Linked DNA regions of Homo sapiens: regions 1 and 2 are each linked to region 3. Evidence: chromatin loops called from intact Hi-C (ENCODE). Cell type or tissue: GM12878. All regions are shown on one strand. Each heading gives the region's core, and the rest is flanking DNA. Links, peaks and the distances in the headings are about the cores only. Region 1 overlaps RYR2 (ryanodine receptor 2). Region 2 overlaps RYR2 (ryanodine receptor 2). Region 3 has its middle 38 kb from the start of NID1.

Region 1 (6,976 bases), core at 1,134-6,133, 1.0 Mb after region 3:
CCCGCTGGCTGCCAGGTGTCTGGAGACCTGTGCTCCATCTCTCCCCTCATGCCATGTGCCTCCCTCCTGAGGCTGTGGGTTGCATCCAAGAGAATGACCTTCCTCGACAGAGGAGGGCAGCTCTCCAGGAAAAGAAATGGGAGGAACTTCCTTCTTCTGCTGGAACCCCCAACTACAGGTTTAAAATGCTGTGTGTGTGTGTGTGTGTGTGCACATGTGTGTGTGTGTACATCTTTAGTTAGTGAGACCACTGTAGGTGGTTTCAGGTGGTGTTTAGAAGGTATGGTGCTGACTGGAAAGGGTGGCAACAGAAATGATAACTATCCAAGGAGGTGAGGCTTATGCAGTTTGCAAAATGCAGACAAATCGGCATACACCATGTTTTTAAAGTTACATTTAGGTCAAGGAGAAAAATGAAAAAGCCTTACTTAGGCTTCTGATGAAACGGGGAAAGGAAGAAAGCAAGTGTTTTTGACTACCAGCTTAGTGCCAAGCACGGTGGCTGGCACTTTCCAAAAAATTCTTCCATTCAGATAAAAAGAGAGAGCACTCAACTCCTTTTACCTCCTGTTTTCTTGATCGAGGAGAAAGCTGTTTACAGTAAAAATGTATTTGCAAGAGAATTTTAAGATAATTTCCAAGAAAAGTTAGGAAACGGTAAACTCCAAATCAGTTGGTTTCCTGATCCAGATTAATCATTTCCTAGGATTTTCCCCAAATTATTAGAAGACATTGCTGGACCATTGTCATTAGCCATTGAGGAGCTGTAGAGAAAGAGGGAGATGTAATAGAGGCAGAGATCCGAATTCTAGTAGCTGTAGATTGGTGTTTCTGATCTCAGTCCCAGGTGACACCCTAGACTGATAGTCAAGTATATGTTCTGTGAGAAACGGAGGCCACCATGGGTTCCTTGGGGCAGGCATGGCGGGTGACCTCGTGGGTTTGTAAATAGCATCACTATGCTAGAAGCATTAGTGGAATGTTGTAGATATGGGATATAAAAATTTAGATGTGGTGTATTTGATAAAGTCTCTCTTAGTATCCTTATGGAAATTAAGTGTGAAATGCAGGAAAACAGACAATGGATGATGGTTCATTGATGTGGAGACACAATTAGCTCAGTGGCTGATTCCTGAAAATACTGGTTGGTGATTTGAGAGTAGAGGTCACCCTTGAGGAACACCTGCCTTACCTGTTTTGGGCTCAACATTTTTTATCAGTGTCCTGAATAAGGACCATAGATAATAGGCTTATAAAATTTGTGGAAAATGTAGAGTTACTTAAATGTTAGTTAGCAGAACATTGGGGTTGCGGTTGGAGGCCGGGGATGCCGAGGGGAATGATCCAGTTAAGAGGGAAGCAACCCACCGGGATGCGCCACATCAGTGGTGAAGTCCCTCCACATCGACCGCTTGCTGATTTGAAGTGAAAAGAGGGTTCCTCAGTAAGGACAGACTTAACAGAAGTACAATGTTTCCTTTGCAAAAGATGAGTGTTAAAAGGGAACATGCAGAAAAATGATGGCTTACATGGGATGAATAAAGACTTAGCAAACTCTGGCCAGCCATGGTGGCTCATGCCTGTAATCCCAGCACCTTGGGAGGTCGAGGCGGGGGGATCACTTGAGGCCAGGAGTTTGAGACCAGCCTGGCCAACATGGTGAAACCCCGTTTCTACTAAAAATAGAACAATCAGCCAGGCGTGGTGGCCTACGCCTGTAATCCCAGCTACTTGGGAGGCTGAGGCACAAGAATCGCTTGAACCTAGGAGGTGGAGATTGCAGTGAGCTGAGATCGCGCCACTGCACTCCAGCCTGGGCAACAGAGCAAGACCGTCTCAAAAACAAACAAACAAACAAACAAACAAACAAACAAAACTTAAACTCTATGATCCTAAGTAAAAGATAAGAGAAGCAGTTAACTAACTTCCTTTTAGTTAGGTACTCCAGGGTACTACTTTTTGTGATGGCAGACACACTTAAGCTATTTGTAAATGTGTCACCACCTTTTCAAATAATTTCCTTGAAGGTTAACATGTTTTCTCTGAGAAAAATTTATTTAATTAAAAACCTTATGTATATAAGGGCTACAATAAAATTTTCATGGACTCTGAGATGAAAAGACATGTATATCTTCTTGAAGTTATATAGTTAGCAAATGTAAAGGCTATAGGGGTGGATTGTGTATTATGCAACTGCTAAACACTGTCTTGCAATTTGTGTGCGTGTGTTTTGTATTAAACCATGTGCTCCTGTCCTTGCTAGTACAGTGGCTTTTATAATTTTTGAGATGATGCCCATAGTGAGAACCACATTTTTCATAGTGTTCCAGGGTATGCACATATCATATACTCCACACAGAACTGCAACAAAAAACTCAGGAAACAATACTTACCCTAAGATGCTTTCTCATTTATTCTGCTTTATTTGCTTCTATCCTATTTTTATTTAAAAATACTGATGAGAGCTGAGTGCTGTGGCTCATACCTGTAATCCCAGCACTTTGGGAGGCCAAGGCTGGAGGATTACTTGAGCCTAGGAGTTTGAGACCAGCTCAGGCAACATAGCAAGACCTAGTCTCTACAAAAAAATAGGAAAATTAGCTAGATGTGGTGGTGCGTGTCTGTAGTCCCAGCTACTAGGAGGCTGGGGTGCGAGGATCACTTGAGCCTAGGAGTTCAAGGTTACAGTGAGCTACGACTGTGCCACTGCGCTCAAATCTGGGTGACAGAGTGGGGCCCTCTCTCTTAACAACAAAAATAACAACAAAAAAGTGATGAAGACTTTCTCCTTTGATCCTATCAGTCACTATTTTTTTTTTTTTTTTTTTTTTTTTTTTGAGACGGAGTCTCGCTCTGTCGCCCAGGCCGGACTGCGGACTGCAGTGGTGCAATCTCGGCTCACTGCAAGCTCCGCTTCCCGGGTTCACGCCATTCTCCTGCCTCAGCCTCCCGAGTAGCTGGGACTACAGGTGCCCGCCACCGCGCCCGGCTAATTTTTTGTATTTTTAGTAGAGACGGGGTTTCACCTTGTTAGCCAGGATGGTCTCGATCTCCTGACCTCATGATCCACCCGCCTCGGCCTCCCAACAGTCACTATTTTTAAAGCAATGCTCTGGCAGAGACTGAATACACGTTTAATGCTATAGCTGTCTCTTTTCTTCCAAGGAGAAACTGTTTTATGTTATCATCTCATATTACATCATTTTAAATGATGTCAAGTGAAATACTTTGAGATAGAGTTTCTATTTTATAGCTGGAGAACAGGGTTACGGTGAGTGTCATAATTATGAAAAAAGCTGGCATCTTGCCATTGGCTTATGGATCATTTTGCAATGATTTGCCCAAAGCCTGTCAGCCATCACATGTCCAGGAATTAGGGAAAAGAATTGTTGCTTATAGACTCTTAGTGTAGGAAGGACATGTAGAGGTCATCTATTCTAACATCTCACCGAGTGCGGGGGTCCCTTCTGTAGTAGTTTCACAGTTGACCATTCGGTATCTGCTTGATTACCTTCAGAAACAGAGAGCCCACTGTGTTAGTTTTTTATTGTTGCTATAATACATTAACACATATTTCATGGCTGAAAGCAACACAAATACATTATCTTACAGTTTTGTAGTTGAGAGGTCTGTAAAGGGTCTCAGTGGGCTAAAATCAAGGTGTTGGCAGAACTACATTTCTTTCTGAAGGTTCTAGGAGAGAATCCGTTTTCATGCCTTTTTCAGTTCCTAGAGGTTGTTAGCATTCCGGGGCCAGCTATGGAGGTCATGCCATTCCATCTTCAAGACCAGCAATGGCTAGTAGAGTCTTTCTCACATCCTATCACGCTGACCCACAAGTCTTCTGCTTCTTCTATCTGCAACCTTAACCCTCCCTTGACAGGGAAGGTAACATTCACAGGGTCTAGAAATTATGATGTGGGCCCTTTTTTTTGGTGGGGGGCGCGGGGGGCATTGCTGTGCCTGACCACCCCCATCCCATCTCCCCACCTTTTCCCCCTGGCAAGCCAATTCTACTTTCTGATGGTTCTAATTTTGGGAATCACACATATGTTGACTTATGACAATGACTGCTATTCATGCAGCAGGTGAGTTTTTAAAAGAGAAATAAAGGAATCTGCAACCTGGAGATTTTCAACTTTGAGACCACCAGCCGTTTTGAAGGCTGAGACTGAGCGAAAACTGGTAGAAACTAATTCATAGGCAGTAATGTCTCCCTCTACTGGCTGCAGAGTTAACACGTGCATTTTGCAGATAGAAATGCTTGGTGGTTGCCAGAAAGAGGGTAACAATGAGTTTTGAATAAAGAGCCGAGAAGTATCTGTAAGATACGAAACTGGTGGATATCTTAGTTGCACTGTGCTTACTTGGTCACTGTGGAGAAGGTATTTTTAAGGTCGCCACGCCCAGGCCTCGGAGGTTCGGTGGGTTGGGAGGGTTTATAGGGAGTCCTTTGGCAGTTCTGATTTTGTTAGGGATTCAGATCTGCTGAGCCGTGTGAGTTTGGTGTGCTGCCTGTGACTCTCATCCACAGAGGGGAAAGAACTAAGCAAAGGGATGACTTAACAAAAGCTGTTTTGCTAAAAAAAAAAAAAAAGCAGACTTATAGATCCTTACTGCTTCATTCTTTTAACACTGAAATTGCAGTAGTTGAGTAAACGCTTTAACATACTTTACTATTATAAGGATGCCTTCATTTTGGAGAGATGAAAATTTAATTGAAGACCAAAACCAGAAAGTTTAAGGAATTACATAAAAATATTAACGTCATTGTTTTTGTGCTAAGTTCCTCAAATGCGTTCTAAATATTAAACTGAATGAAAAAATCAGTGTAGACAGTTTTTCAAATTAAAGTTCTTTGTAAAAAACAAACATGTATCATAAAATAAGTATTACTTTTTCCTTTCGTGCCTATTTTGGTTTTATTTAAGCATGGGCAGGAAGAGACCTTGTTACTTATAAATGAAAATATCCATTTTCAAAATGTCACTTTCTGTAATGTACAAAACTGAGTAAGTGTTGGCAAAGACATGTGGCAAGAAGAGACCTTTGTTACTTAATAAATGAAAATATCCGTTTTTAAAGTGCCACTATCTCTAATGTACAAAACTGAGGCCGGGCACAGTGGCTCACGCCTATAATCCCAACACTTTGGGAGGCCGAGGCGGGCGGATCACCTGAGGTCAGGAGTTTGAGACCACCCTGGCCAACATGGCAAAACCCTGTCTCTACTAAAAATACAAGAATTAGCCAGGCATGGTGGCGGGCGCCTGTAATCCCAGCTACTCGGGAGGCTGACGCAGGAGAATCGCTTGAACCAGGGAGGCAGAGGTTGCAGTGAGCCGAGATCATGCCACTGTACTCCAGCCTTGGCCACAGAGTAAGACTCTGTCTCAAAAAAAAAAAAAAAATTGAATAGTTGGCAGAAAACCCTGTGGTGGCCATGGAGGTGTGCCACTCAGCTGTCCTTCCAGGGAACTTGCTATGAGAGTAATTGGTGACAGTCTTCAGCTATGGAGGTCATGCCAAACCTACCGTCTACTGGGGCTGCCCCCAGCTGATGACTGGGCATGGTGAGGGGAGCTGGAGCTGAGCCCTCCATGCCCCTCTTGGGACTCTTCTGATGGGCAACCTTTTATCTCCCTCCCTCCTACCCCATCAGCCTGGCCAAGGCTTTCTCAGAGCTCCACTGCAGTCTGAGGCTCCTTCTCCATAATCCTCCTTCCTTCCCTCTTTCTTCCACAGGTGTCAGACCTCCATCTGGGTCTGAAGGTTGTCTATGCCTACTCCTCCTTTTTCCCTTCATCCTTCCTAGGTATTTCTCCCAGAAAACCACTGGCAGTTCTAATTCTGTCTTGGAGTCAGCTCCTTGAAGGATCTGAACATGTACCTGTGTAAAGACTTATGGAAAGAATTTTTATTTTATTTTTTTTATTTATTTATTTTTTTAAATTTATTTTTTATTGATAATTCTTGGGTGTTTCTCACAGAGGGGGATTTGGCAGGGTCATAGGACAATAGTGGAGGGAAGGTCAGCAGATAAACAAGTGAACAAAGGTCTCTGGTTTTCCTAGGCAGAGGACCCTGTGGCCTTCCGCAGTGTTTGTGTCCCTGGGTACTTGAGATTAGGGAGTGGTGATGACTCTTAACGAGCATGCTGCCTTCAAGCATCTGCTTAACAAAGCACATCTTGCACCGCCCTTAATCCATTTAACCCTGAGTGGACACAGCACATGTTTCAGAGAGCACAGGGTTGGGGGTAAGGTCACAGATCAACAGGATCCCAAGGCAGAAGAATTTTTCTTAGTACAGAACAAAATGAAAAGTCTCCCATGTCTACTTCTTTCTACACAGACAGGGCAACCATCCGATTTCTCAATCTTTTCCCCACCTTTCCCGCCTTTCTATTCCACAAAGCCGCCATTGTCATCCTGGCCCGTTCTCAATGAGCTGTTGGGTACACCTCCCAGACAGGGTGGTGGCCGGGCAGAGGGGCTCCTCACTTCCCAGTAGGGGCGGCTGGGCAGAGGCGCCCCTCACCTCCCGGACGGGGCGGCTGGCCGGGCGGGGGGCTGACCCCCCCACCTCCCTCCCAGAAGGGGGCGGCTGGCCGGGCAGGGGGCTGACCCCCCCACCTCCTTCCCGGACGGGGCGGCTGGCCGGGCGGGGGGCTGATGCCCCCACCTCCCTCCCGGACGGGGCGGCTGGCCTGGCGGGGGGCTGACCCCCCCCACCTCCCTCCCGGACGGGGTGGCTGCCGGGCGGAGACGCTCCTCACTTCCCAGACGGGGCGGCTGCCGGGCGGAGGGTCTCCTCACTTCTCAGACGGGGCGGCCGGGCAGAGATGCTCCTCACCTCCCAGACGGGGTCGCGGCCGGGCAGAGGTGCTCCTCACATCCCAGACGGGGCGGCGGGGCAGAGGCGCTCCTCACATCCCAGACAATGGGCGGCCGGGCAGAGACGCTCCTCACTTCCT
Region 2 (6,976 bases), core at 719-5,718, 1.5 Mb after region 3:
CCTTCACCTCCCAGGTTCAAGTGACTGTCCTGCCTCAGCCTCCCAAGTAGCTGGGATAATAAGAATACTGGCAAAAAATTATGCAAATCAAATTTTTCATAGTTCTGGAAATTAACTAAAGGCTGGCCAAAATCCAGGGAGTGTTTATTTGATTAAAATGTCCAAATGTTGCTAAGAACAGCAACTAGTGATGTTTTAACTTGCTCCTGCCCCATCACCCTCTCTCTAATTCTATGGCATATTGAAAACCAACGGCCCCTCAATCATAGTGAAAATCAGCCACCCACAAGCCGCTGGAGTGGGCAGAACAGAGTTGGACCACCACCATGCCTGGCTAATTTTGTATTTTTAGTAGATATGGGGTTTCACTGTGTTGATCAGGCTGGTCTCGAACTCCTGACCTCAGGTGATCCACCTGCCTCGGCCTCCCAAAGTGCTAGGATTACAGGCATGAGACGCTGTGCCCAGCCTCATACTTTTATTTAGTTCATTACACATGGTTTTATTTAGTTCTTTGAACAGATTTAAAATACCTAACTTAAAGTCTTTGTCTAATAAGCCCAACATCTCGGCCTCCTGAGGAATAATTTCTATTGACTGCTTTTTACCCCTTTATGTATGGGACATACTGTCTTGTCTTTTTGCATGTCTCACAATTTTTGTGAAAAATTGAACATTTAAAGTAATGTAATTTGGTAACTCTGTATTCGCCCCTATTTCAGATTTTGTTGTTGTGCTTATTGTCATTGTTGTTTGCTTTCTTGGTAATTTTTCTAAACTAGTTTAGTAGAGACTGTGTTGCCTGTCATGTGTGGCCACTGAAGTCTCAGTTTCATTAGCTTCATGGTCAGCTGATGGTAGGACAGAGACTTCTTTAAATGCCTAGGACTGATAAGTCTCCCAGTCTTTACCAAAGGAGAGGCAATGTAATGTGAGCATATTGGCACATGCCTTCAACACTCAACCAGGCAATTTATAATTTCACATTAGCCTTCTCTTACTGCATGTGCAGAGCCTCAAGGTCTTTCAGAGGTGTAAGCTTTCTCAGGTTTTTCCTGAATACATGCACAGCCCTGGGCATGAGCATGGCCTTCTAGAGTCCCAGGAATATGTTGGAGCTTCTCACATCCCACTATGGATATTTCACTCCCCAGCTTTTCCTTTCAAACTTTTTGGTCAGTTGCTGTTTGCCTCAGCTGTTATTGCTGCCTCACAAAGCTGCAAGGCTAACAAATTGCCTCAGATGATTTTCAACAAATGTCCTTGGAGAAACAACTATTTGCACTGGGCAAGCTCTAAGTCAAGTGGAATAAAGACAAGTCTTACCGATGGAATTTTCCAGAAAAGGGAACATAATGACAGTTATCTGGGAACTGGGCTTTGGAGGAACTCCAGCTCTGTTCTGCCCACTACAAGGGCTTATGGGTGGCTGATTTTCACTATGATTGAGGGTCCTTTGGTTTTCAATATGCTGTGGAATTAGAGAGAGGGTGATGCAGCAGGAGCAAATTAAAACATCACTAGTTTGCTGTTCTTACCAACATTTGGACATTTTTATCAAATAAACACTCCCTGGCTTTTGCCAGCCTTTAGTTAATTTCCAGAGCTATGAAAAATTTCATTTGCATAGTTTTTTGCCAGTGTTCTCATTAATTCTGTGGAGAAGAGGATTTTTGGAGATTCTTTCTCTACCATTTCTACTGATGTCACTCAGCAATAAAGATTAAAAATTGCTGTTTTGTGGGATGGAACAGAGAGCAGACTGCAAACAGATAAAAACATTGTGGAGAAACATTGATGGTCCCGTTGAGGTTAGAGACTCTGAGTTAGTGGTGCCAATCTGTTCGGTGCATGTGTTTTCTGGCGAACTCAGCAGAGCAGGTATAGATGTTGAGAGTGAAGGTAGTGAAATTGGACAGTAATTGGGGTTAAGAGAGCAAGTAGGGGAAAAGCTAATAAGGGCAAGAAAGTATGGAAAGTTATATAGGGAAGGGAAGAATGAAGGAATCTAATGAGTTTGAAGAGTGAGTGTATAAGAAAATGAGAAAACAGGGAGAAAAAATGGTGATCACACAATCTCTGTATTTTAAGAATTTAGAGATAGAGCCACTGACAGTTGTTTGACAAGGTTTGATTTTACCGAAGTTATGTGAACAGTGAGCAATGAGAATAGAGTGGCATATTCTACAGTAGAAGCTGAGATTATGTTTAGTGTTTACTATGTGCCAGGATATAACAGCATGCTTCATAGTAGGGATGCAAGTGATCTGTATGGAAAAGACATAAGAAGAAAGATTAATTTTCCAATGGGAGGAATCAGTAAAGGGAGAAATATCTTCAGAGTTAGATGTTGAAAGGATCAGGAATCAGTAAAGGGAGAAAATGTCTTCAGAATTAGATGTTGAAAGGATCAAAATTTCAACAAGTAGAGATTAGTGTCAGAAAGGCCATCGCTACTAGAAAGAAAGTACATCTGATGTGATTAAGTGTAGAAAGAGTTGAGGAAGGGTAGATGGTCCACTTAGGATAAAATATAGGGTACAGATGGGCAGAGAGAACAGACATAGATGAAGGTAGAAAGATTAGGGCAAAATATGGAATATCTTGCAAACTCAGCTAAGAAATGTGGATAAATTTGTATAAGGAGTACCAGCCCCAGGAAGTTTTAAAGCAAGAGCTTGATGTGTGATCACAGTTTACAATAGCAATATAACTACGGCAACAGTGGGAAGGGACAGATTGGAGGGGGCAGTGCTTGGAGGTAGACCAGTTGGGAGGCTTTAGAAAAATTGTTTTTTTGAACAAGGATGGTGGGAATAAAAATTAAAAGATAGATGTTGAGAGATTTTATAGCATAAAGCAAAATCAGTCTGATTATCACTAAGAGGAGATTCAAAACATTCATTTATAATAGTCTATACTGCTGTTGCTGACATTTAAAAAAAAGTCAAGGGCATAAAAAGTTTAATAAAATTGAATCAAGCCTTATGTAATTAATCAGAATTATAATTTATTTTCTCTTAGGAGAATGCTTACATATTCCAGATAAAACATGAACTCTGTATTTGAGTTGTAGTATCTTTGGAGTACTGTTGTCAATAATATTTTAAAGCATTTGAAAATGGAATTTATTCTTATTTACTACAAGGTTTAATCAAGATTTGAATTGTTTTATCCAAAATAATACCAGAAGGTTGAAAGGATGGCTGATTAATACCAATAATTTTAAAAAGTATTATCATTAGACCTAAAAGATTCTAGATATGTATAAAATTTTAGCTTTTCCTTATAGCTTCTTGTAACTTAAGATTTTAATGTATAGTTAGATCTTGACTGCCCTCTAGTGGCATATATTTTCTTAGCTATATTGTTTGGAGAGCAGAGTGTATGGTTACTTTAGGCCTTTTTAGGCCCTAGTTAGGTGATTGGTGGTGTGTCATGCCTGGGAGGTACGGGGAGCACAGTCTTTGCTCAGTCCTTGGCCTTAATCTTGAGGTAGTTCATTAATAATATAATTCCTGAATTGTTTCTGCTTTGAATACCAACAGACTTGATAATGTATGACAGGAATATGTCTCCCAACTATTCATTTTTAAATGTCCATTATTATTATATTCATTATAACAGTATAAAAATCACTTATATAACATACTTACATGAGTTATAATTGCCTATCAAACACATAAATATATCGTGTTTAAAATCGAGCAAAGCATAAGGATGTTCGGGGGAGAGTTCTGTGCCTTTGACAGGATGCTACCCATTAGCTATTTGTCTGGGCTGCTATATCCGGAGCCCGGAAGAGTCTTCGTTTCTAGATACAGTTTGGCAGGTATATATGGAGCACTTACTTTGTGGCTCAGGTGCTTGATACTACAAGGTATGCAAAATAAGTTTGTTACGGATTGCTTGGATCTTTTTAAAAAACTCCTACAAACCCAGATTTCACTTTGTATTAGTATTTTAGCAAGAGGTATAATGTTGAACTGTTGCTTCTTTAAAACGTAGTTGCAAACTACCCTAAACTAACTTAATAAATATATACTATGGGGCAGGGCACAGTGGCTCACACCTGTAATCCCAGCACTTTGGGAGGCTGAGGCTGGTGGATCACCTGAGGCTCGAAGTTCGAGACCAGCGTGACAATGGTGAAACCCCGTCTCTACTGAAAATACAAAAAAATTAGCTGGGCTTGGATGGTGGCACATGCCTGTAACCCCAGCTACTCAGGAAGCCGAGGCAGGGGAATTGCTTGAACCCAGGAGGCGGAAGTTGCAATGAGCTGAGATGGTGCCATCGCACTCCAGCCTGGGCAACAAGAGCAAAACTCCATCTCAAAAAAAAAAAAACACAAACAAATAGGAAAATCCACAGAGATTAAAAAAGAAAAAGAAGAGTCCTTTTTTTTTTGTGAAGTCCCTTGCATGATAGTATCTGTGAACCACATGTTTGTTTCAAATTCAGGTTAAGTATCATCAATGAGCATAAGAATAGCATAGCATTAGGGCCAGGAAGAAGAATATTAGGACTCAGAAACTCTGCATTGTTTCTACTGCAATATATTCTCCATGTAGTACCCCCTATTTTCATTCCCTATAGTAATAAAGGGGATTAGTGGTATGTTTTAATTCCAAGAGAATTGTGTAGGGGGCTTTTGGGGAAATTATTACATTTTTATACCGAATTTGCCTTCTAAAATATTTGATTTGTGCTAATATTAAAATTAGTTTGCATTACTTGAGTGCACTATACATATTTGTGAAGTCTTGATATATTAGAAACCAAACACAGAAAAGAGAACCTGGTATTTTTCAGTAGTTTAGTTTTCCAAAAAAACTGTAGTATAGTTTTCATGGTATATAATGACTATAGTATATACTAATTCTATATTTAGAAAATTAGGAGTTACATCTATTAATGCATACTAGAATGTAATGTAATATTTTATTTGCAAATATCAACATAATTAAAAATAAGGATAACTACCTGATCATTTTTTCTTCCCTGAAAATAATCTCCAAATTTTTGTGTAATTTATAGCTCATATTTATCTCTTAGATTCATTTAGGGAAGATTACAGGCATGTTTTAAGGAAACAATTTATCGGTAATCTGTTTTTTGAGGAAATACTAACTCTGAGTAAAAATTTGACTTTCCTGTTTGTTTAGTATTGCAGCACTGAGAACGAGTTTCTTTCTTTCTTTCTTTTTTTAAACACAGAGTCTTGCTCTGTTGCCCAGGCTAGAGTGTAGTGGCATGGTATCGGCTCACTGCATCCTCTGCTTCCCGGGCTCAAGCAGTTCTCCTGCTCAGCCTCCCAAGTAGCTGGGATTACAGGCATATGCCACCAGGCCCTGATGATTTTTGTATTTTTTGTAGAGATGGGATTTCACCATGTTGGCCAGACTGGTCTCGAATTCCTGACCTCAAGTGATTTGCCTGCCTCAGCCTCCCACAGTGTTGGGATAACAGGTGTGAGCCACCGCGACCCGCCAAGAACTAGTTTCTTAATAGCACAAACTACCTTTAAATATCATAAAATCTGATAGAATTTTTTTCTCTCAAAACAACGTTTACGATCCTATTTTTCAAAATATATTTACTTACCAAGTAATAGGCATGAGAATTTACCCTTAACCATAGAAATGTTTCTCTGATTCAGAGACTTAAGCTAGTTTCTGAAGGGTTAGCCAGCAGATTCAGTTAGTTCTACATTCAGTAAGCACTACCACCATTATCAAAAAAGCAGTTATTGATCGTTTCATTAATTAAGCCCATGTGATAGGGAGCCATCTCATGCTACAGCCATGGTGTCTCCACTGCTTTACTTCATCTCATTTTAAATTGTTACATATGACCTAGCTGTATGTTTATTGGCAACCTTTAGTGCTTATATAGATTATTTTTATAGTTCTAATTTGATCATACCAAGTCATTGATTGAACTGTTATTAAATTTTTATTATGCATAAAGTCTTTCCCAAATCTTAAGGAGAAACAAATAGGAACTTCCTTCTTCTCTTTTCTTTTCTTTCTTTCTTTTTCTTTCTTTCTTTCTTTCTTTCTTTTTCTTTCTTTCTTTCTCTTTCTTTCTTTCTTTCTTTCTTTCTTTCTTTCTTTCTTTCTTTCTTTCTTTCTTTCTTTCTTTCTTTTGTCTTTCTTTCTTTCTCTCTCTCTCTTTCTTTCTCTTTGTTTGTTTGTTTTGTTTTGAGACAGGATCTCACTCTATCACCCAGGCTGGAATGCAGTAGAACGACCATAGCTCACTGCAACCTCGACCTTCTAGGCTCAAGTGATCCTTCTGTATCAGCCTCTTGAGAAGCTTGGACTTACAGGCATGCACTACCATGTCTGGCTGAATTTTTAAACTCTTTGTAGAGACAGGGTACCACTATGTTGCCCGGGCGCGATCCTCCCGCCTTGGCCTTCCAAAGTGTTGAGACTACAGCTGTGAGCCACCACACCTGGCTGAAAACTAGCATTTAACCAGTAACTAGTAACTCTGTGCGAGCTATTGGAGGCAAAGTAGGAAGAAGAGGGGCTATAACATGAAGCAGCTCCCAAGTTCCACCATTTTTAGTTGTGCGATGTTGGTCAAGTCTGAAATTTCCTCCTCTGCATCTAACTCAGATGTTAGCTGGGTGACCACCTTCTTTGAGATATCAATTCAATGAACACTCATTCCTCTCCTCTGTGGTTTCAGAAGGACTTACCTTCTCATCGTCGTTCTGGCTCTGGGTTCCTCATTCTGAGACTTCCCCCTCTCGTCTCTCTCAATCTCACCTGCATCTCATTTCCTAGGGATACTTTTCCCCCTTTTGCATCACACTGGTCCTAATGTTGGATGCTGACCTTTTTATTTTTCCCCCAGATCTTTTAAATACAGCATTTGTATGTATAGCAGATCACAGTGAAGATGTATGCGAGAATGGAAAAATTTTGCATCACATTTGAGTTCCTTAGCCATCACCATCCTG
Region 3 (6,976 bases), core at 1,043-6,042:
TGAGCCTCTGAGCTCCCACAGGCTCTACCTTATAAGCAAAGACTGAAGAGTCTTTGTTCATAAGGAAGAGAGAAGAAAGAAAAGAAGCAATTAAACAGAATTGCAGGAGCTCCTAGAGTCTGTCAGTTTCTTCAGAGCCACGCCAGGGTCTCACCTATCTTTGTAGGCTGCTCAGTAGAAGTGAGGCACCCAGTGGGTGCTGGCTGAGGTCTCCTCTCCCTCGGCAGGGTCCCTTCTGATGGCCTCCCTCCTCCATCTGCAACAATCCCCCGCACCCCTGTGGGCTTCCTTCTTCCCACCACCTCTGCATGCTGGGCCCTCTGGGTTCTGTCTTCTTCCTATTGGAAGCTCCCTTTCCAAATGACCTCCTGTCCTCTGCTGGCCCAGACCTCCCCTTATGTGCTGTGAATCCCCCATCTCCAACTCCAGCCCAGTCTCTCTTCTCAACATGCAGTGGCCGCTTCCATCCATGTCCCCCAGGCATCCTAAATTCAGCACTTCCAAAACTGGAATTCACAGGTTTCCCAAATGCACTTGCACGCCTGGGTTCCTCATCCAGCCCAAGACACCACCTTTCCCCGACTCGCTCTGTCTAAAACCCGAGTCTTCTTCGACTTCCTTCCCTCTTTCCCTCGTGCCTAACGATAGTAATAGTATTGCTCATATGCATTGAGTACATCCAGTGTGCTAGACAGCATACGAATCCCCAGCAGTTTCCTTTGATACACCTACTACATGAGGCAGGTACTATTATCAACAGCATTTTATGGATGAGGAAGTGGGGTGCAGAGAGCTGGCTCGAGGGGGCAGAGCTGGTGGAGAGCTGGACTGAGACTGGGATCTGTTTGATTCCAGAGCTTGAGCCTTTTGCACCACTCTGCTCCATCTTTGACCGCCACACACCCTAAAAACAAAACAAAACCCAAAACACTCCACCACTGAACAATTTTGGTGACCACCGTCCCACCTCTGGGAGGGCTGGGAGTCCCCAGAAAACACAGAAGTAGCTCCCAGGCCCGTAATTCACCCCAACATTTTTGGTTCTAGAAACCTGGCAAAGCAGCCACATTGGCCCAAGCCAGCGACACCGCGCGGCCCCGCGCTTCCCACAGCCCTGGGCCCGGCAAGGCTGAAATCAAGTCTAGAAGATGGCAAGGTGGGAAGGAACGCTCCTCTTTCATCTTGCTTCAGAGAAAACCTTCGCCAGTCTCAGCATCATCAGTACACACGTGGCCTGCTCTTCAGCGGATCTCACCAGTAACACCTTCTGGCATTTGGGCTAGAGACCGGGCCCCTGAGGCCGCCCTGGGAAGCCTGAGGTGTGGAGGGGGATTCAGGATGTGCCTCTGTTCCTGTATGTGCAAGTGTGAGTATGAGTGTGTGTGTGAATGTGGAGGTGGGTGAGTGCATGAATGTGTGTGTGTGAATTTGAGTGTCATGTGGGTGTCTCTGTATGCATGTGTGTGTGTACATGGTGTCTTTGTATGCATGTGTGTGTGTGGGTGTTGTGTGTATGTGTACGTGTGTGCATGTGTATGTAAATGTAATTCTGTGGGTGTGTGTGAGTATATGTGTCAGAGTGTCATGTGGGTACATGGGAGTGTTGTGTGGGTGTGAGTGTGTGAGTGCTATGTGAGTGTGTGGTGTGTGTGTTTGTGTGTTATGTAGGTGTGTTTGTGGGTGTTGTATGTGTGAAGGTGGCCGTGTATGTGGGTGAGTGTTATGTGGGGGTGAGTATGTGTACGCGTGGGTGAGTGTGGGTGAGTGTTGTGTTATGTGGGTGTGAGTGTGCATGAGTGTGTGAGTGCTATGTGTGTGGTGTGAGTGTGTTTGTGTGAGAGTGTTATGTGGGTGTCTGTGGGTGTTGCGTGTGTGAATGTGGATGTGCATGTGGGTGAGTGTTACGTGGGTGTGTGTGTGGTGTGAGTGTATGTGTGAGTGTTATGTGGGTGTTTGTGGGTGTTGTGTGCGTGAATGTGGATGTGCATGTGGGTGAGTGTTATGTGGGTGTATGTGTATGCGTGGGTGAGTGTGGTGAGTGTTGTGTCAGTGTGAGTGTCCATGAGTGTGTGGTGTGTGTGAGTGCTATGTGAGTGTGTGTGTGGGGTCTGAGTGTGTGTGAGAGTGTTATGTGGGTGTTGTGTGTGTGAATGTGGCTGTGCATGTGTGTTATGTGGGTGTATGTGTATGCGTGGGTGAGTGTGGGGAGTGTGAGTGTGCATGAGTGTGCATGAGTGTGTGGGCACAGAATTTATCTGATCCCAAACCATTTTCACACCTACTCTCCCATTCGGAGGCCCATTAAAGGCCCCCCAAGCACTCCCCTGTCCCTCCCGCCTGTGGAAGGGCCGCTCCTGCTCTGAGGTCTTCTAGCACAGCCCATCTTGCACAGTGGCCATTTCCTGCTTGCATGGTAGTTATTTGTACCATTGTCTCTGCTCCTTCTAACTGGACGTCTCCTGAGGACAACACAGCGTCCGGTCTGTCGTTGTCTTCCCGAAGCCACCAGCACACAGTAGGTGCTCAACAAATAGCTGGTGAAGGCTGGGCACGGTGGCTCACACCTGTAATCCCAGCACTTTGGGAGGCCAAGATACGAGGATTCCTTAAGCCCAGGAGTTCGAGACCAGCCTGGTCAACATAGCGAAGCCCCGTCTCTGTTTAAAATGTATATAACTGGTGAACTCGTATCAACCCACCCCCCAGCTCAGTGTTCTCCACAGAGTCCTTGGGGGTGTTTTCTCTCCCCTACATTTCTGCTTTCAGCCCCAGAAACACCTGCCCCGGCAGCCTGGGGTGGGTGGGTGGGACAGCAGCTCCCTGCAGGCTTTGGTGAGGGTGGCCCCACCCGGAACTCCACATGAGGTCAACCTCCCTGGTCTGCAAGTCATCACAGAGAGGCTGAGAACCTGGCTGAGGCACTGGAGGGGCCGTGCGCGGTGACGGGACGCGCTCAGCCTTCTAGGGGCCTCAGTTTCCCCTCTTGGCACTAGGAGCAGCACCTTCCCACCCACTTCACAGGCCGTTGCAAGATGATAGCGGCGGCAGCTTTTGAAAAGCTCTGAATGATATCAGACAACAAATCACAGCACTGAAAAAACAGGTCTAGTGCTTTCGGTGTGAGAAAAGGTTATTTTTCAGTGTGCTGAAATACTGTACGGCAATTAAGTTGCTGAAGATGGATTTGAATGAACTAAAACTTAAACGTGGCAGAGAGAAAGCAGCCTGAGGCATGGCTGACTCTGCTCTTTGGTGTGGAAATGAAGCCCAGCGGCCTGGGGCTTGGCCTTTGTAGATCAGCCTCCGAAGGTGAAGCTGGAATGAGGGAAGGCATCTGCCCCCAACACCAGGTGTCTGAGGCTCTGGCCCCACCCCACAAAAGGGAGACACTCTCCAGCAAAGCTGCCGCTAAGCAGGGGCTCGGCGGTGACTGCAGCTGGTGCATCTTTTCTTGTTTCCGTTTTGCTGTGGTCACTTGATTTTAGAAGTTGCTGGAGGTACCTGTCCACCCCCTCCTCAGACAAGGGGCTGGGTTGGTTTGCAGGTAGAATCACTTTCCCTTTTCTCTGGACTTGATTTTCAGGCCAGTGGACTTGCGCAGCCTTTGTTTTGGCTGTTGTCCCTTCTCTAGTCCTTGCTATGTTGCTGAATATTAGCACAGTATTTGTAAGGGAGGGTGGGTTGGAGTAGAATGAAAATTCAACCATTTTTGCCTGACAGCAGATTTGATAGAAGTTTTAGTAGAGGAGAAGTTAGAATTTAACTCATGATTCATTAAATATATGTTTTCTATATTTCTTCTTATAAGAGATTTTCGACATCAATCATGTATCAAAGAACAGAATATACATACAATTTCCATTTTGTCAGTTTTATCCAATTCATCCACATCATGCAGAAACAGAAGTTTCCAGTAGATGGCGCCAAAGTCTGTCTTTTCTCCGCCTCCCTGCGCGCTCTTCGTTGTTTCAAGATCCGCACATCAACCAACCCTCCAGAAAATGACATTTCTTTATCAGCGCAGACCAGCACGAGGTGCTCTCCACAGCAGAAAATCCCAGTAAGATGTCTGGCAAGAAAAATAGCCCCAAGAGTTGTAGCCCTGGGCAGTAAAACCAGAAGCCAGGAATCCTGGTTTCCAAACAGTTGATGGGTTTTGTGCCAGTTCAGTTTTGAAGCAACGGCCCTGCGGTACTGAGGGTCAGAGCCGTCTCCCATCTGCTCCCTCTCTTCCTCCCACTGGCCCCCATGGAAGCAGCTGCCCAAGCTTCTTGAGAAGGTGAGTGCCGGAACTCCAGGACAGGAAGAAGACTCTAAGCTTGGTCTTAAAAGACCACAAAGCGGCCTGGCGCGGTGGCTCACGCCTGTAATTCCAACACTTTGGGAGGCCGAGGCGGGCTGATCACGAGGTCAGGAGATCGAGATCGTCCTGGCTAACACGGTGAAACCTCGTCTCTACTAAAAATACAAAAAATTAGCCGGGCGTGGTTGCAGGCGCCTGTAGTCCCAGCTACTCGGGAGGCTGAGGCAGGAGAATGGCCTGAACCCGGGAGGTGGAGCTTGCAGTGAGCTTGCTGGATCACTCCAGCCTGGGCGACAGAGCGAGCCTCCATCTCAAAAACAAACAAACAAAAAACACCACAAAGCATGAGATCCAACAGCCTGGGCAACATGGCGAGGCCTTGTCTCTAGAACAAAATTTTAAATTAAAAAAATTAGCCAGACATAGTGGTGTGCTTGAGCCGTAGAGGTCAAAGCTGCAGTGAGCTGTGATTATGCCACTGCATTCCAGCCTGGGCAATAGAGTAAGACCCTGTCTCAACAAACAAACAAACAAAAAGCCAAACAAACAAAACCCCACGAGATCCTAAGGTTCCCATGGCCTTTCTTCTTGCACTGGGCCCATGACTCTGCCTCAGGCTGTGACCGGGACATGAATGGAGAGGAAGGAAAGGGAAATGGTAAAGGGGGCAGGATTGTCTCCAAGTACTTCCCCAGGTCCAGGGGAAGAGGGCTGGCAGGTGAGGAAACCAGAGAATGGGAAACCCAGGCTGAACCCTGATGTTGAGCCCGAACGCTGATGCACTGCCGTCTGTGTGCATAGCACAGTGAAAACTGCAAAGAGATGTGGTTCCTGGCCTCCAGGAATTAACGATCAGGTGGAAAGAAAGTTCATTCCACCCAGGGATGCGTTGGAGCCAGCTAGCACCTTTGAGCTGATTGTGCACGTCTCTACACAATGACACCATGACGTTGTGTCAGTAGTTTCAAATCCGCCATGTGGCAGTATTCACACCAGAGAAATCAGCGAACTCCACAAATCAGGGCTCCCTCCACTCCCCCAGAGCTGAACTTTAAACATTTACCTGCATGCTGGTGACTCTGCCTCACTATAGCACAAACTGCTTAAATAAAGGTGGGGCGGGACATTTGGTCACAGTCGGGAAGCAGTTGAAAGTGTCATGGGTTTGAGTCTAAGGTCAAGCTCTTCCGCTGATTGACTATCTGACCCTGATTATCTCCACCTCAGCCTCTGCCTCTCTTTAATGAGACTGATGCTATCTACCCTAGTTAGTTACAGAGTGGCTGGGAGGCTTAAATGAGATCGGTCTGTGTGGATACTATGTAAATTATAATGGATTTTATCAAGGTAATAGATGCAGCTTTAAAACATTCATAAAATTATGAGAATGAGGCCTACCAAATCCCAGTTTCATAAGGATACATATGATAATGCATATTTGTTTGATTTCCCATTTATTTAATAACACTTATTGACACTACCCATATGCTAGACGCTGCTAGTTGGGCAGTCTTAAGAGAAGATGTAAAAACACTTTGTAGATTACAAAGCTTTTTTTTTTTTTTTTTTTTTTTTTGAGATGGAGTCTCACTCTGTCGCCCAGGCTGGAATGCAGAGGCGTGATCTTGGCTCACTGCAACCTCTGTCTCCAGGGTTCAAGTGATTCTCCTGCCTCAGCCTCCCAAGTAGCTGGGACTACAGGCATGCATCACCACACCCAGCTAATTTTTGTAGTTTTAGTAGAGATGGGGTTTCGCCGTGTTGGCCAGGCTGGTCTCCAACTCCTGACCTCAAATGATCCGCCTGCCTGGGCCTCGCAAAGTGCTGGGATTACAGGTGTGAGCCACTGCACCCGGCTGATTACAAAGTTGTTTTTTTTTTTTGGTTTTTTTTTTTTGAGATGGAGTCTTGCTCTGTCACCCAGGCTGGGTGGAGTGCACTGGCGCAATCTCGGCTCACTGCAAGCTCCGCCTCCTGGGTTCATGCCATTCTCCTGCGTCAGCCTCCCGAGTAGCTAGCTGGGACTACGGGCGCCCACCACCACGCCCGGCTAATTTTTTTTGCATTTTTAGTAGAGACGGGGTTTCACCGTGGTCTCGATCTCCTGACCTCGTGACCCGCCCGCCTCGGCCTCCCATACAAAGCTTTTATACAAGTCTTTTGTAAAGTAGAAGGCATCATGCAAGGAAAAATGTTGTTTTTCTCAGCTTTCTTCATCTTTTCCAATCTGGACACACATTTTCACTGCAACTAATATTATACCGATACTTTCATTAGACTAAAATACCTGGCAGCGGTCACAGACAATGGTGTGGAAAGGAAACCAAGACAAGAAAACATCCTTGCAATATTTGGCTGAGGCAGGAGAATGGCGTGAACCCGGGGGGCGGAGCCTGCAGTGACCCGAGATGGCGCTACTGCACTCCAGCCTGGGCGACAGAGCGAGACTCCATCTCAAAAAAAAAAAAAAAGGCCATAATAAAATTTATACAAAATTATTTCTATGTATGCCTATATGAATAGGGAAGAATATACATAAAGATATTCACAGTGGCTATCTCTAGGTGGTAAGATTATTTTAATTAGCCTTTCTTGCTCATATGTAATTTTTATTTTCTCTACAAAAATTGGCTACGAAATTTTGGAGATAAAAACTGAGAAGTAAAAGATCTT

Evidence for each region. Peaks named below come from ENCODE experiments on the same cell type or tissue, not always from the same donor. Only the 100,000 strongest peaks of a DNase experiment are listed, where the experiment ranks them.
Region 1: it touches region 3 in a loop (14-fold over the local background); 9 of 110 quality-filtered maps call a loop at or near these places.
Region 2: it touches region 3 in a loop (7-fold over the local background); 18 of 110 quality-filtered maps call a loop at or near these places.

Annotation. Positions count from the first base shown.
Region 1 is chr1:237,120,842-237,127,817 of GRCh38, forward strand. All of the region lies in intron 1 of RYR2 (ryanodine receptor 2), which reads left to right. It also overlaps the pseudogene RN7SKP195. Among named protein-coding and RNA genes, the nearest start is that of RYR2, 82 kb to the left of the region's middle. In GM12878, for the core only: a CTCF peak has its summit at 4,225 (motif pointing left); no DNase peak of the experiment used is centred there.
Region 2 is chr1:237,559,076-237,566,051 of GRCh38, forward strand. The region is part of intron 27 of RYR2 (ryanodine receptor 2); the gene reads left to right. Among named protein-coding and RNA genes, the nearest start is that of MIR4428, 91 kb to the left of the region's middle. In GM12878, for the core only: a CTCF peak has its summit at 3,344 (motif pointing left); a DNase peak (open chromatin) is centred at 3,376.
Region 3 is chr1:236,099,895-236,106,870 of GRCh38, forward strand. No RefSeq gene overlaps it. Among named protein-coding and RNA genes, the nearest start is that of NID1, 38 kb to the left of the region's middle. In GM12878, for the core only: a CTCF peak has its summit at 3,923 (motif pointing right); no DNase peak of the experiment used is centred there.